Linked DNA regions of Mus musculus: regions 2 and 3 are each linked to region 1. Evidence: chromatin contacts called from ENCODE Hi-C or POLR2A ChIA-PET data. All regions are on one chromosome and are shown on one strand. Each heading gives the region's core, a stretch centred on a gene start or an enhancer-like site at or near the end of the contact. The rest is flanking DNA. Distances are from core to core; before and after follow the strand shown. Region 1 holds the start of Chpf (chondroitin polymerizing factor). Region 2 holds the start of Gmppa (GDP-mannose pyrophosphorylase A). Region 3 holds the start of Stk11ip (serine/threonine kinase 11 interacting protein).

Region 1 (4,852 bases), core at 1,686-4,185:
GACTCCCTAAGCCCAGGCCTGTACCTGCAATTCTTGAATCTCCTGGTACGTGCGGTCCAGCTCAGCGCGGGCAAAAGCTTTGTGCAGCTGGTACATGTGCACAGGGTCACGCACGGGATGGGCTGTCAAGGCGCTGCGGAAACGAGGGTCCCCCTCCTGCACAGGCTCCCCGGGGCTCAGTTCCAGGTAGTTGTAGTGCATTCCCTGGGGAGGGAGGAAAGGAAGCATTCAGAATGGGAACAACAACAGAGCTGACTGACCTTCCTCCCTCTCTTAGCTGGTGTCTCATCTTCAAATCCTATAACCAGTTATGGACTTGGAAAGTCAGAGTTCTGTGGATTTGAAGTCTATTTGACCAGCTGATGTTGTACAAGCCTGGTCAGGTCTCTGTGAGCTCATCTGTGAAAGCTGCCTCAGAGGTGTCCAGAGAGCTAAATAAAATAGCTGACACTGAATATATATTGTGTGTAAGGATCTCTTACTTTTCCCTAATCCTTATACGGCCCTGCCTAATAATTGTTTCCATTAGCATGCACGAGGCTGCTGAAGCTCAGATCTAGTAATTTACCTAGAGCCACTGGGATTTAAAAAAAAAAAAAGATAGATTAACAGAGAAAACCCCAACCTCTATCTCCATTACCCCATACCTCTCCTGGGGAAATAAGCAAGCTCTGAGAGGAGACACTAATTGGGAGGCTTATCTTCCTACCTCGTGGTCACCAGTACAGCCCACGCCTGTGGCATCAAGGATGCAGCGGCCCAACCACTCATCCGGGCGAGCACTGACGATGTCGTTGCGGCAGCTTTCCAGGTGGGGGCGCAGTTGCTGTAGCAGTGTGCGAGAGAGCAAGACTCCAAAGCCCCCGTGGCAGTAGCGGCCTGGGGTAGTATCTCCACCGATGAAGTCCTGCGGCCGGCCAAGATAGAGATGGGTTGCTGAAGCAAGGCTGAGGTGGCCAGCTAGGCGGTCCAGTCCATGCGCTTCAGTATAGGTGGCATCAGGCACTAGGAAAAACCAGTCAAAGTCATCGCCGTGTTGCTCCAGCAGGTGGCGCAGCGCCAGGTGCAGGTGTCCGATGGGCCTCTCTTCGCCCAGTGCCACCACCGCCATGCCTGAAGGTGTCCGGCGGCCCCTCGCACCGGTCAGGAACACTACATGCTCCAGTCGGTGTCCCAGAGTTCGGTTTACAGCCACACCCAGTGTAGGCAACGTGGCTTGTGAGGTCAGCACTGCCACCAGAAGCTTCTGCCTGATGCCCAGCTCCGTGCTGATATACCGAGTTCTGGGAAAAGACAGTTAGGAACAAGATAGCACACAGCTTCACTTGTTAGTTCTCCTCTGGACCTGTTTGGCACCCACGAACGGGAGGATAAGACTGTCTCTCCCACGAGACATGATTTAAGTGATATACTGGTCTCACAGAAAGTGTTGCATCTAGGAGACAGCACTTCCAAGGCAGATGCAGGTAAGAGATACACTAGATCTACTTCCAGATTTCACAACCTAGTGGCTGTGTCCCTGAACATGTTACTTAATCGGTGCCATCTGTAAAATGGGACAGATTGCACTTAAACAGTAACATGCTTGGCACACTGTTGCAGATGCTCCCTGCAACATGAATATGCTGTCAGCCCCGCCCCCCCAATATGTCCTATAAATGATGTGTAGAAGCATACGGCATAGTGGTGTAGAGAATGTCTTTTGGAGAGGGGCAAACTAAGGCAGTGACTCACCTTCCTAAGGTAGAAGGTAAGTTGTACAACTGGAATTCACTGTTACTTAGAAGAAATTACTTCAATGCGTGGGCAGAGACATCAATGTGATGAGTACATTCCTCCCTCTCCCATCTCATCCCAAGGTGGCCCTTGAAACCCATCTAGGAATGAAATACAGGTAAATTCCAGTTCCCTCCTTTTTCTTTCCCCCTCTTTATACACTTATCCTCTTTAACACTCATTTTTCTAATCCTAAACAGACCAGTGGGGGGCTAAGAGGGTCTTTGGAGTATAATTGGGTGGAGTCGGTTTAGCTCAGCTCAGATCCGGACGGGATCCAGAAAAAGCTTCAAACTGGCCCTCTGTCTCCCTGCAAGCAGGGTCATAGGAAGTAATCGAGGCCCAAGGACTTCCTGGCCGGCCGGCCCCTTCCTTCCGGAGCCTGACCCGGCCTCTGGCGGCCTCCCTAGCGCGCGCATCCTGGCTGGTGCCTGCGGGGGGGGGGGGGGGGGTGTTAGGGCGGACGGAGTGGATCAGTACCTGACGGCCTTCTTGGTGGCCTGGCCTGGCTGCGCGGGATGGTAGGGCAAGACACGAGGCTCCCAGCTCTCACCGGTGCCTGCGCCGGCCCCGGGCCTCTCGCGCTCGGATCCGGGCTGCACCGAGTTGGGCCGGCGCGCCGCGTTGGTGTTGCCGCGCGGCGGCAGCTCAGAGTCTCCGGGTTGGGGCGGCCCGGGTCCGCAAGGCTCCTCCACCCAGGTGACGCTGAGCAGGCTCAGGGTGAAGCCCAGAGAGATGCCCACGGCCACGGGCCCCGCGGGCCGCAGCACGGACAGCAGCAGCGACGCCCGCATGGCGTCCCGACAGCGGGTCCCCGGCCCCCGCGTAGCCCGAGGCGGCTCCGAGGGGGCGGGACCGAAGAGGGGGCGGATCCGGAGGGCCCAGGCCCAGCAGGCGGGCCCGCTCCCTCCCCGCCGAGCAGAGGTAGGAGCTCAAGCCCGGAATCCCCGGGCGGGTCGGCCGCCCTTAGAGCAGCACTGCGCGCCCGGGCCTCCAAGGCGGCCGCTGTCCGACGTGTCACCGACAGGGCCCCGCCCCCGAGGTGGGGTCTAGCCGTCAGCTAGCGGAGAGGGACGAAGGGGAGGAGGTTAAAGGGGAAGGACCCCCGGAAGTGCCCCCTCCTCAGCGCCGGAGAGGCAGACGCCGGGGGCGGAGTCCCCTGTCTCCCCCCTGCGTGGTTGGTGCGTCCCGGATGACGTCAGAAGCAGCCCGCCCCTGCCAGGATGGTGCACCCTGAGTGACGTCAGGAGCAGAGGCCGGAGCTGTCCATCAGCACCAAAGGCCGCCAGCGGGCTCAGGGCATGGGGCCGCGGCTCCGGGACAGCCCGAGCTCCTGCTCCTTTCCCTTCCCCGAGCCGGGCGCGAGTCTGTGGAGCTGCAGTGCCAGCCGGTGTCGGAGGTGGGGCGACGACGCCGTCGCACAGAGACCCGTCTCTCCGGCCCAGCAGCCCCCTTCGCACGGCAGACTTTGCCCGGACCCCAGTCAGTCAGAGCCTCTGGTGTCCTACAACCCCGGCTCCTCCGGCCCCTGCACACCCTCCTTTGCTCGGAAGCTCCGGTCACCTCCGGCCCAGGTAGATCTTGGACAATTCCAAATTGAGCCTCCCACAGATGGTGCTCAGGCTGCCTCTTTTTGCCAGCGGCACCCTCCCTCTCCTCGTCTAGCCCCATCTAGTCCCTCTTTTAAGTCCATCCCAGCCGCCTCTAGCCAGGCACTTGTTTCCCTTTGTCTCTGCTCCCCGTTCCAGAGATGCTTCTAGAGCTGCCTGATGTGGGCAACCATTCCTTTGTCCACTGTGCCCTTGCTGAATTCCCCCACTCGCACTGTTATTGTAGTGGAGACCCACAACTGACTCTTGACCCCAATTTCCTCCCTGTCAGGTTGTCCTGGGAGGGTGACCCCCTTCCATTCCCGGCGCTATGCCGGGTACTATGGAAACTCTGCGGTTTCAGCTGCTGCCCCCGGAGCCGGATGACACCTTCTGGGGTGCACCTTGTGAACAGCCTCTGGAGCGCAGGTATCAGGCACTGCCGGCCCTCGTCTGCATCATGTGCTGTTTGTTTGGAGTCGTCTACTGCTTCTTTGGTGAGATCCCCCTCGTTCCTCACCTGTGGCCTTCTACTGTTTCCCTAAAGTTCCTTTTTCTGGTGTCTCGAGAATCATTTCCACCCCATCCCACCCCCACCCCCACCCCACCCTCATGGCGGTATCATTCTCTTGCTGATCACAAGTATATTTGTAGATCATTGACTCTAGATTCTACAGAGAGCAGGTTTTGAATTAGGCTCTTTGAGTTTGAACCGGGCTCTGTATGTTAGTCACTGTGATGTAATGGGCATGTTAACCTGGGTCTCAGCTTTTTCACTTGGACAAAGACAACAGTGTTTGTCTCATATAGACAAGAATTAGTAGGTGGTCAAAGAATAATGACTATCGTAGCGAAGATATGTTTGGATCACTTAGGATAAGCAGACTAAAATAAAATAATAAAAACTCTTAGCATGGTTCCTTACCACAGGGCATATTGCATGGTGGGGGCGAGACCTGGAATATTCACACTTGTGATACATATCAGAGTGGGCTGGATGGTAGTCATACAAATGGAGATCGCCTACAAGGCAGATTCCCATAAGAATGGTTACTGTGAAGAGTTGTATGGGGGAGGGCGTGGTATGCCTGTAATCCCAGCATCCAGGAAGCCAAAGCAAGGGAAGGGAGGCTCAAGGCCAGCATGGATTACATAGTTCAGTGAGGTTGGGTGGGTGAGCACTAACTGCCGCTCAGTCGAACAGGTGTGTGGGGGTCCATTTGACAACTCTCAAGGTCTTGGACCAAGGCTGGCTTCTCTACAAAACAGTATGCCTTTTTCTCATTTTCACAAAGGTGACCTATGGGCTAGTGTCAGCTTTGAGTAAATAAACGCCCAGTGGATTCTTCAGGAAGTTACAGAACTTCACAGTGGAGAGAGCCTTCTATGAGTAGGGACCCAAAGGCAGCCTTCAAGATTATATGTATCAGAACCAGTTTGGGCAGAGAGGCTGGGGTGGTTTGCCAGAAGTGTGTTAGAATAGTTGG
Region 2 (4,663 bases), core at 1,598-4,097, 44 kb before region 1:
CCTGTAAGCCGAGCTTCGGCACTGGGTTGAGACCCCTTGACTCAAGCTTCTACAGCCGTTCTGGCTTCCAGGATGGAGGCAGGGCTCATCATCTTAAAATAACAAGATGTTAAAAGCAGAGAGAGAGATACCTTGCCCACCCATCATCCCAGTTATGAAGATATACAGTTTGCCTGCGAGGATCTCCAACCCCTCACACATTGCAAATACATTCATATAAAACTCAGGTGCCTGAACTCGTATCTTGATAAATGGAAAAAAAACAATTCCTCTCCCGTCCCCTTTGATCTGCAGTTTCCTTCCCACCTCCATTGGAAATGGCACGTGAACAGCTTATTCCAAACACGGAAGAGCTGAGGTAATTTATGTCAGCAGAGTGGTATCAAAATTGTTCTGATCAAAAGGTTTGCAGTACCAAGACTCGTAAACCAGTGTCTACAACGCTCCCACCTGGTTCCCTAGCCTACATTGACAGCACTCCACTCAAGCCCCGGAGAGATGATCTTTATCACAGGCAGTCTTGTGCCCCTATGCACAAGGGTATGCCCTCAAAGGACTTCAGCAGACCTAGAGGTTGGGGAGTCAATTATAATGTTAACCTTCAAGGGTGGTAATGACCATCCAGACCCTGTTCTGTCACAAAGATGGAAGAGAGGCACTGGGAAAACAGTGCAGGGGTTACCTCTTCCAATTTCCAGGTTAGGTGTCTAGTGGGATAAGGGAAAGGGGCAGAGATGGTGTGCTGGCAGACTGCACAGAGAGCAGGCCTCAGTTCTATTATGAGAGTTCTGAATACTGACCCAGCCTGGAAGGATGGGGGTGTTTCAGAAGGAACTGAAAGAGAAGGGTCTGCCTTGGCTTCTGAAGGACAAAGTTCTGGCAAAGGCAGTGTAGCCAAGCTGACGTAATGAATCTCAACTTTCCTGGACCTGTTTATCTGCTGGAGTTAGGATGCAAGGAGCTGTGCTATAGGCCTAAGTAGTACTGTCTCCAAGGATCCAGAGGTAGTGGTGGCTCTGGGAGTGCAAGATACTGATAACTGGCCATCTGGACCAGTATAGAGCATCAACGATGCCAACCAGTGCTCAGATTCCATGGGCATCCTTATGGAAGGCTCATGTGCTCTAGGTTCAGAACAGCGTCACCCTGTGGGCATCTGCAGTGGTAGTGTCCAGGCGGGAGTGCATTTGTAGCTGGGCCTAGTCCAGACCGAGTGAGGAGGAACCCACCCTCCACACTGACTGGAGGGCATGACAAGCCTAGCAATTTCCTCCCTTCCTTCAGGTCCTGATCCCACCCAGACTGAGAAGTCAGCCCGGGGCTCCCATCCTAGGATTCTAGGACCCAAGGTCACAGTGTGCGTGCGCCAGGATTTAAAATCTAGTTTTCTGGCTCCCAACCCAGGGCGCTTTCCTTACACAGAGCTGTCTCCGAAGCACTTGTGAGAGCTGTATCTCTTTTGATCTTCTACTTGACCCAGAGAAAAAGGGACAGGGATAAGTCCTGTTTAATAACGAAAGAGATAAAATGTAAAGGCTAGTCATCTGTCCAATAACATACTGTGAATTCAAATGCATCGTGTGGAGTTAGGGCCAGATATTCCTCATCTCATGGTGATGCTCGTGTCCTATGGTCAGGTTCCCCTGTCCTTTGTTGAGTCCATGCTAAGATATAAAAGGGACCTCAAAGACGCCATGGCAGCACTGACTGCCCACTCCATGTCTGCCAGACCAAGCACGGGTAGGACATTGAGGACCACGACAGGGAGGTCTAGGATCTGCAGCTAAGGCAGGGCTGAGACTGGGACCTGTGTAGTATTGTTCCCAGAAACTGGACTGCAAAGAATGAGCTTTATAATTAACGCTCATTACACACACAGATAAACTGACCCACAGATCTGCCCTCCGTCTCTCCACACCTTCCCCAGGGTGTAGAGATTGGTCCTAACACCACCAGCGCCTTACCATTCCCCAGGACTACCCCAGGACATGGCCCAAGGCTTCCTCAGGTGGACATGGCTTGAAAGGGACCATCAGACCTTTTTACCCTGGCTGCGATCCCAGGTGCTGGTGGGATCCAAACCCTCTTCTGCCTTGCTTAATAAAACTGCTTTCCTGGCTGGAGAGATGGCTCAGTGGTTAAGAGCACCGACTGCTCTTCTGAAGGTCCTGAGTTCAAATCCCAGCAACCACATAGTGGCTCACAACCATTCGTTAATGAGGTCTAACGCCCTCTTCTGGTGCATCTGAAGACAGCTACAGTGTACTTAGATATAATCTAAAAAACAAAAATAAAACAAAATTGCTTTCCTTCTGATCCTCCTCGTGCTTGTTTGTTTTGTTTTCCATCGCCATTTCCTCTCCCTGCCTGCCCCCCCCCCCATATTTATTCCAAGACCCACAGGCCAAGGTCACAGAATGTTGGAGTCACTAGGAAATCTGGAAAGCTCATTTTACAGGTAGTAGTCATCCGGAATAGGATTTCTCTCAGTGTCAAATTTCTCAGCTGGACAAATTTTGGAACTGTGATTGCTCCTTTTCTTTTGCTCAGTCTAGGCTCAGCCCCTCCAGGCTGTTCCAAAGCTGGCCACCCAGGGGATTGTCCTGTGACTTAGTGCTCCGCTGCCCCTGAGCCCATACTGGAAAAGCTTAGGTCTCAATCTCAAGTTTCCAGGCCTAACTTCTTAGCCCCCATCCTTACTCCTCTCTCTCCTCAGTTAAGCCTTGTCCTACGGTGACTTGACGGAACGCACCAGGTTTCCAGCACGTTTCCCAAGTGTCTTATTGGAGTTGGAGAGAGAACGTTTTCAAAACTACAATTCCCAGCAGCCCCCGCGAAAGAGCTCTCGCGGGTTGTAAGGAGACACGTACGCGGAAGGAGCAAGCAGTGGCAGGCGGCAGAGCTGGCGTAAAGGGAGCTAGTGGTAAAAGGATCTACATGGTGGAGGGGGTGGTGGGCAGGGTAAGGTGTAGCAGACGGACCCTGGACGTAGGGAGGGCTCACAGGGCCTGTCTTTCTCTCCTCATGCCCACGCTTGTGTTGGTTCTATAACCAATGGCTACGAGAAACTGACGTCTATTGGACTGACTCAGTTGTGGGGTCCAGGTCAGCAATCAATCTTTGGAATCCAGAGATTCCGCACCAGTGGTCGGTATGCGCACGGCTGGAGTAGTAGGCTCAGCGTTTGACATGTCAACGGAACCTGTCTTTTGATTCGAGCACATGTAGGTAGTTGTAGAATTCACAGTCAGCACCTAGAGGTGTTAGGGTTGGTGCTCATCAAATGCAGATTGATGTTAGTTCTGTACTTGGGGCGCATTCATAGGATTAAAATTAAATACCCAGAGCTCACTCAAGGTTTGTGGTTCCATATTCACCGCTGGGATTCGGAGTTGAACAGCTAGAAGGAGGAAGCAGTCATTTGCAAGGCACTGGGACTAGAGGTTTCAGGGTTTTGAGATCTGGGGTCAGAGAAGGGGGTCCGTTGAGTACCCGTGTTTACATAATTTGTTCACGGCCAAAGAGAAGTCATTAGAGATAAAAGGGAGGGCTGCAGGGTTTTGAAGCCATCTGAGTTCTGGATTGGGATGAATTTCGTGATTGTGTGCCCAAGGAGGGACTATACTGAACTTTTGTGTTTACATCCTAGGAAAGGACTATGTGTTGTAATTATTCTGTTGTGGTTTGAGGTTTAGGTAATAGCGCTCATCATGCTCAAAGCTGTGATTCTCATTGGAGGCCCCCAGAAGGGTGAGGAGATGGGGGACAGGGGAGCGGGTAGGCTGGAGAGGTCGGTGGGGTTGGGACACAAGGAAATAGGAAGCTAAAACGTTCTCCTGTCCTCTCAGGGACTCGCTTCAGGCCTTTGTCTTTTGAGGTGCCCAAACCTCTGTTTCCTGTGGCAGGCGTTCCCATGATCCAGCACCATATAGAAGCCTGTGCCCAGGTAACCCCACACTTCCTGCCCCTCTCCTTCATGGTGTGTGTCTGTCTTCCATTTCCCAGCTGCCATCTTTTCCCACCAACTACGGCTCCACGGGCTGCCATTCACAGGCGTCTGAGCACTGCTTTGGGCAGCCAGTCCTGGTGACTTCCCTGCCTCTTGCTGCTGCTCAGATTTCACACTTAGTTTTACAGTATGGAATGTGAAGCCAGGCAGGGATCTTAAAGAATAAGCTAGAGCCATAGCAGGGGGAATCAGTGATAAAGCGCAGAGCACCTATGCTGTAGCTCCTTTTCTTTATTGCTCCATTATTGGGATAGACAAGGTTTGAGTCTGAGTCCTGTCTTCCTGCTGGGACCTGGAGCAAGCCAAATTTCAACCTCTTTCAGCTCTAGTTTTCTTATCTGTAAAGGAGATTAAACCTCCCGTGCAGAGTGTTGAAGCTGTAAAATGCCTAATTCAATGCAGACCCCTGATAAATGACCCTGTCATCTTAGGCTGGAACCAAACTTAGAATAATATATAATGGGAGATGGTTTGGTGGGTAAGTGCTTGCTTGCACAAATGTGAGGCTGTGAGTTTGATCCCTGTCATCACCCTTTTAAAGAGCCAGTGTTGGTGATAGGTTTGCCATCTTAGGACTGAGAAGGTAGATCACTGGGGCTTCCTGGCCAGCCAGGCTAGCCTAATCATTAGGTCCCAGACCCCAGTGAGCGCTGA
Region 3 (4,405 bases), core at 446-2,945, 42 kb after region 1:
GTTTACTCTCTTGCTGCTTCTTTAGCTTAGCTTTCCCCTCCCCAATACAGTTTTGTTTTCTTTGATTTTTCTCTCGTTCACTTATCTGGAAGCTCGGTAGTGTAGGACAAACCTGAGTAGAGAGAGGGGCTACCCATGTGAATGGAGGATTTTCACACAATAACTGTGGACCACGGAAGCCAGGCCAAAAAGCAAAGGTTTCAAGGCACCACATCAGGATATCAAAAGAATGAGTTTTTGTTTTTTGTTTCTTTTTCTGCCTATGAGAATTTGGCTTGATACAGTTGACTTGATTGTTATGGCTCCTCCCCCATGGCCAGCTTCAGGTGATCGATAAACAAGGACTGACAGTTGCTATGTAATGGATTATCAATTGCACAAAATGTCCCAGATCCATGAGACGGTATATAGGAAGTTTGTTCAGGCTAGAGAAGCCTTCCACCACCTCTAAAACTGACTGACTCCAACTCTACTCTTTAGATTTTTCATTAAAAGCAAACACTTGCATGTATGAATGTTTTGCCTGAATGCCTCTACACCATGCATGTGCTGTGCCCATGGAGATGAGAAGAGATTGTACAACCACCTGGAACTGGAGTTACAGATGGCTGTGGGCCGCCATGTGGGTACTGGGACTTGAACCCATGTCCTCTGGAAGCCTAGCCAGTGCTCTAATTCACTGAGCCATCTCTTCAGTCCTACACTTCATGTTTAACTTTCTTGTGTTAGAAAGGATTGTTTCATAAAAGACATTCCCCTCCCAAGCCTAGCTAGTCACTCCATCCTAAGAAATGTTTTCATAATGTAGACCAGAAGTTGATGTCAACTGCCAGACCAAGAGCCAGGGTAAAAACTACAGTGGTGCTGGGTGGTGGTGGCGGCGCACGCCTTTAATCCCAGCACTTGGGAGGCAGAGGCAGCCTGGTTTACAGAGTTTCAGGGCAGCCAGGGCTACACAGAGAAACCCTATCTTGAAAAAAAAAAAAAAAGCTACAGTGCCAATTTGGAAGTAGAAAACTCAACAGTCTTGCTTTTGTTAATTATTGATATATTTTATTTTCAAATTTAGGAAAACCACTTTTAGTTAGGTGTACTGAGCTGTAAATACAGTTAAAAACAAAACAAAACAAATACAGGTTCAGGTCATTACCAGTGACTAATTTTTGTTTTTGAGATAGGATCCCACTATGCAGCCCTGGCTAGCCTGGAACTCACTATTTAGAGCTGGCTGGTCTTGAACTCACTGAGACCCTCCTGCCTCTGCTTCCAGAGCTCTGAAATCAGAGACCAGGGACCAATTTGAGAGTGTGCTAAACCCTAAGGAAAAATAAGTCTAGAGACTGAGGACTATGACAGCAAAGGGGGTTTGAGAGTGGCATCCCTGCCAGCCTTAGCCCTTCTGGCTGATATAAAAGAACTTCGCAAGGACAGGACAGCTATGTAACTGGAAGATCAGTATTTGTTTTGGATGAGTTCTTTTCCTTCTAATACAAGATCCCATTTCTCCAAGCTCTGCTTCCCCGCCCAGTCTGCAAACAAGAGTCAGGTTTCTCTCTCTGCCGAAGGGGCCACCCAGAGCCGAGCTAGACCTGGGGCCCCGTTAGGGGCTTAATCCCGGCTAGTTCCGTCCTACTGACACATCGGCTCGCCCAGGGCGTGGCTTCCGGTAGCGAAGGCATGCTTTCCGGTAGGTCCTTTGCCTTCCGGGGCGGGACTTCCTGCCCTAAAAGAGCCCGGCTGCCAAAGTGATTGGAGTGCGAATTACGCGGGCCCATGGGCTCCCGAGGCCCAATGCTTTTTGGAAAAGGGGTCAGAGAGATCGTTCTTTTTAGCTGATGCTTACTTTTTACATTGCGCGACGCCTCCATTTGCACGAAAGCTCTGGGCTTTTGTTGCCCACCTGAGGCTCTTCCGCTTCCCCTTTCCCCAGGCTCCGCCCCCAGCGTCCCGTGGCTATGACGACCGCTCCGCGGGATTCAGTAGTGTGGAAGCTGGCGGGACTTTTGCGGGAGTCGGGTGAGTGGACTTCTGGCTTATTTGGTTGGGAGTTCTAGGTGTGTTCGATACTGTCCAGAAACGCCGGGAATCACCGAGTCATTGCCGGCGGGGTCACGAGGTGCCGGCGTCTTCTGGGTGTGTTCCTTGTGACGCGTTGTTTACAGTCATGCCTTTGACAGTCTAAACTCTATCCATCTCTCATAGCACTTAACTCTCCAGAGGAAAGGGATCATTAATAGATTAAACACTTGCAGACAAGAACATAATCACTTGTACCGAAAGCCAAGTATAAGCACCTTAGACACCAGAGATTTGGAGACCCACATAGGTTAGTCCCAACCCTCTATCAGACTTGGATAAGTTTTTAGACCCTCAGTATTCTTCTCAGATAGGTTAGCATAGGGATTGTATTGAACGCAAAAGATAGCGGGATTTTAGTTAGCTTATTTAGTGCAGTGCATGCATGCATAATAAGTGTTCAAAAGATAGTGTTACTATAGTTGCTGCCCCAGTGCCTGGGCATGGCAAAGATCACTGTGTTGTTTGGTTTTTGTTTTTTTTTTTGTTTTGTTTTGTTTTTTTGTTTTGTTTTTTTTTTTTTTTTGAGACAGGGTTTCTCTGTGTAGTCCTGGCTGTCCTGGAACTCACTTTGTAGACCAGGCTGGCCTCGAACTCAGAAATCCGCCTGCCTCTGCCTCCCAAGTGCTGGGATTAAAGGCATGTGCCACCACGCCTGGCACTATGTTGTTTGTTATGTGGTTGCCATCATCAGCTAAATGATCACAATCATGATTCTTTGAGAGCTGGGGATATAGTTCAGTAGCAGAGCATATGTTTAGCATGTACAAAACTTTGACTTATAATCCCTAGCATCCTCCCCACACACACAGAAAGGAGAGATTCTTCTTTGAGCCCCGGCTTTCCTATCTGTAAGGTGGGGTTAATGGATGTCTTTAGGAGATAAGGATGAGATCTAGATGAAGCAGCTGTCATTTGGAATGTGTGACCTCGATGGCATTAGTGCTCCATATCTATATACTCCCACCATGGCATCCTTGGAGTCTCTTGATGGCAGTTCATTTTCTGGTTTGTGTTAATAATTACTCCCATGCTGTGCCTTTTCTAGACTTCCAGGGGACACCTTGAATTATGTGCATGTCTATACTCAGTGTCTAGTACATAGAAAAATCTCTTTGTAAGGCTGTAAGATTTATTATTCAGCAAAGATCTGACTTGGCTCCCAGGCTCGGAATCGTAGAGTTCATATATGATTGTGGGGATGGAATCACTTTGTGTCTTGATTATGGTGGTGGTTGTCATAATCTACACTAACAGAATAGAACTGACACTATATTTTATCAACACCTAATTTCCTGGTTTTGATAATTGTACTATAATTCTGTAAGTCAATTTGGGGGAAGCTGAGTGAAGGGTGTGGGAGATCTCTGCTATTTCTTGGTATCCCAAGCCAGCCTTGAAATTATGATCTTTCTGCTTTAGTGACTCATCCTATGGAATTATATATAGGCATATGATGTTCCTCCACCTGACTTCTGCAATATTCTTTGACTTCTTGATTTTTCTCCCCCCATCCCCCTGAGACAGGGCCTCACTTTGTTGCACTGGTCTGGAATTCACAGAGATTCACCTGCCTCTGTCTCTCACATTCTGGGATTAAAGGTGTGCACCACCACACCTGGTTTCAGAATATATTAAAAAAATGTCCACAGTTATTATAACTGTACTTTCCTGATAGAGTGCTAAGTGGGGAATATATCTGAAAGACGACCTCACAGGGCTGATAGTCTTATTAGGTACAACAGCTTTATAGAAGTGCTGTAATGGACAACGACATGCATTTCAATATTGTTTGAGAATTTCTATAAATGTGCATGTCATTCTTGCAACCAGAAAAAGACAGAAAGATCAAATACAGTCGGCCTTTGTGTAAAGTGGGTGGTTGCAGTGTGGAAGCGCAGGGGTGTTATTTCTTTAAATATTTTTATTTTGTGTGTGGAGAGCATCTTTGGGTCAAGGCCAGAGGACAGCTAGGGGCCTCATGTTTCAGAAGCTGTCTTCCTTGTTCTCTGAGCAGGGGTCTCCACTGAGACCTGGGGCTTGCTGATTAAGTAGGCTGGCTAACCAGTGAGCCTCAGGGATCTTTCTGTGACTGCCTCGTCAGTTCCCACCACTATGTGGGCGGTGGAGGTCAGCTTCAGATTCACCAGCTTTTTCAGCTGGACCTTTATTGAGTCATCTGCACAGCCCCCAGAGGTATTGCTTTGCGAAGGCTTGCTGGGTGAAGTTGGTCTCCACCTTGGCAGTAGAAAGGGATGTATCATGATGAGAGAGAGCTGTGAGCCAAGTGGGCTATGTTTCCAACTCTGTAAGTAGCCTAGGCTTCTTT

What was found. A loop is a pair of places that touch in the nucleus more often than their neighbours do. ChIA-PET counts read pairs that join two places held with the same protein, here RNA polymerase II (POLR2A).
Region 2: a map of T-helper 2 cell shows a loop between it and region 1 (2.5-fold over the local background). The contact joins the promoter of Gmppa here to the promoter of Chpf in region 1. A Hi-C loop is called at or near these places in 16 of 37 maps with a recorded cell type or tissue (T-helper 17 cell, T-helper 2 cell, adrenal gland and 4 more). POLR2A ChIA-PET finds 5 or more read pairs at or near these places in 4 of 5 experiments (Patski and embryonic stem cell).
Region 3: a map of heart shows a loop between it and region 1 (2.1-fold over the local background). The contact joins the promoter of Stk11ip here to the promoter of Chpf in region 1. A Hi-C loop is called at or near these places in 6 of 37 maps with a recorded cell type or tissue (T-helper 2 cell, heart, regulatory T cell and 1 more). POLR2A ChIA-PET finds 5 or more read pairs at or near these places in 4 of 5 experiments (Patski and embryonic stem cell).

What each region holds. Positions count from the first base shown.
Region 1 is chr1:75,476,536-75,481,387 of GRCm38, forward strand. Chpf (chondroitin polymerizing factor) reads right to left here and starts at 2,936. Exons shown (of 4, transcript NM_001001566.3): 1 at 2,257-2,936; 2 at 710-1,283; 3 at 25-204. The coding sequence starts at 2,570. Tmem198 (transmembrane protein 198) reads left to right here and starts at 2,997. Exons shown (of 5, transcript NM_177056.4): 1 at 2,997-3,350; 2 at 3,658-3,862. The coding sequence starts at 3,697.
Region 2 is chr1:75,433,089-75,437,751 of GRCm38, forward strand. It overlaps Gmppa (GDP-mannose pyrophosphorylase A), which reads left to right and starts at 2,848. Exons shown (of 13, transcript NM_001357170.1): 1 at 2,848-3,224; 2 at 3,690-3,750; 3 at 3,849-3,946. The coding sequence starts at 3,711.
Region 3 is chr1:75,519,834-75,524,238 of GRCm38, forward strand. Stk11ip (serine/threonine kinase 11 interacting protein) reads left to right here and starts at 1,696. Exons shown (of 25, transcript NM_027886.3): 1 at 1,696-1,809; 2 at 1,931-2,016. The coding sequence starts at 1,956.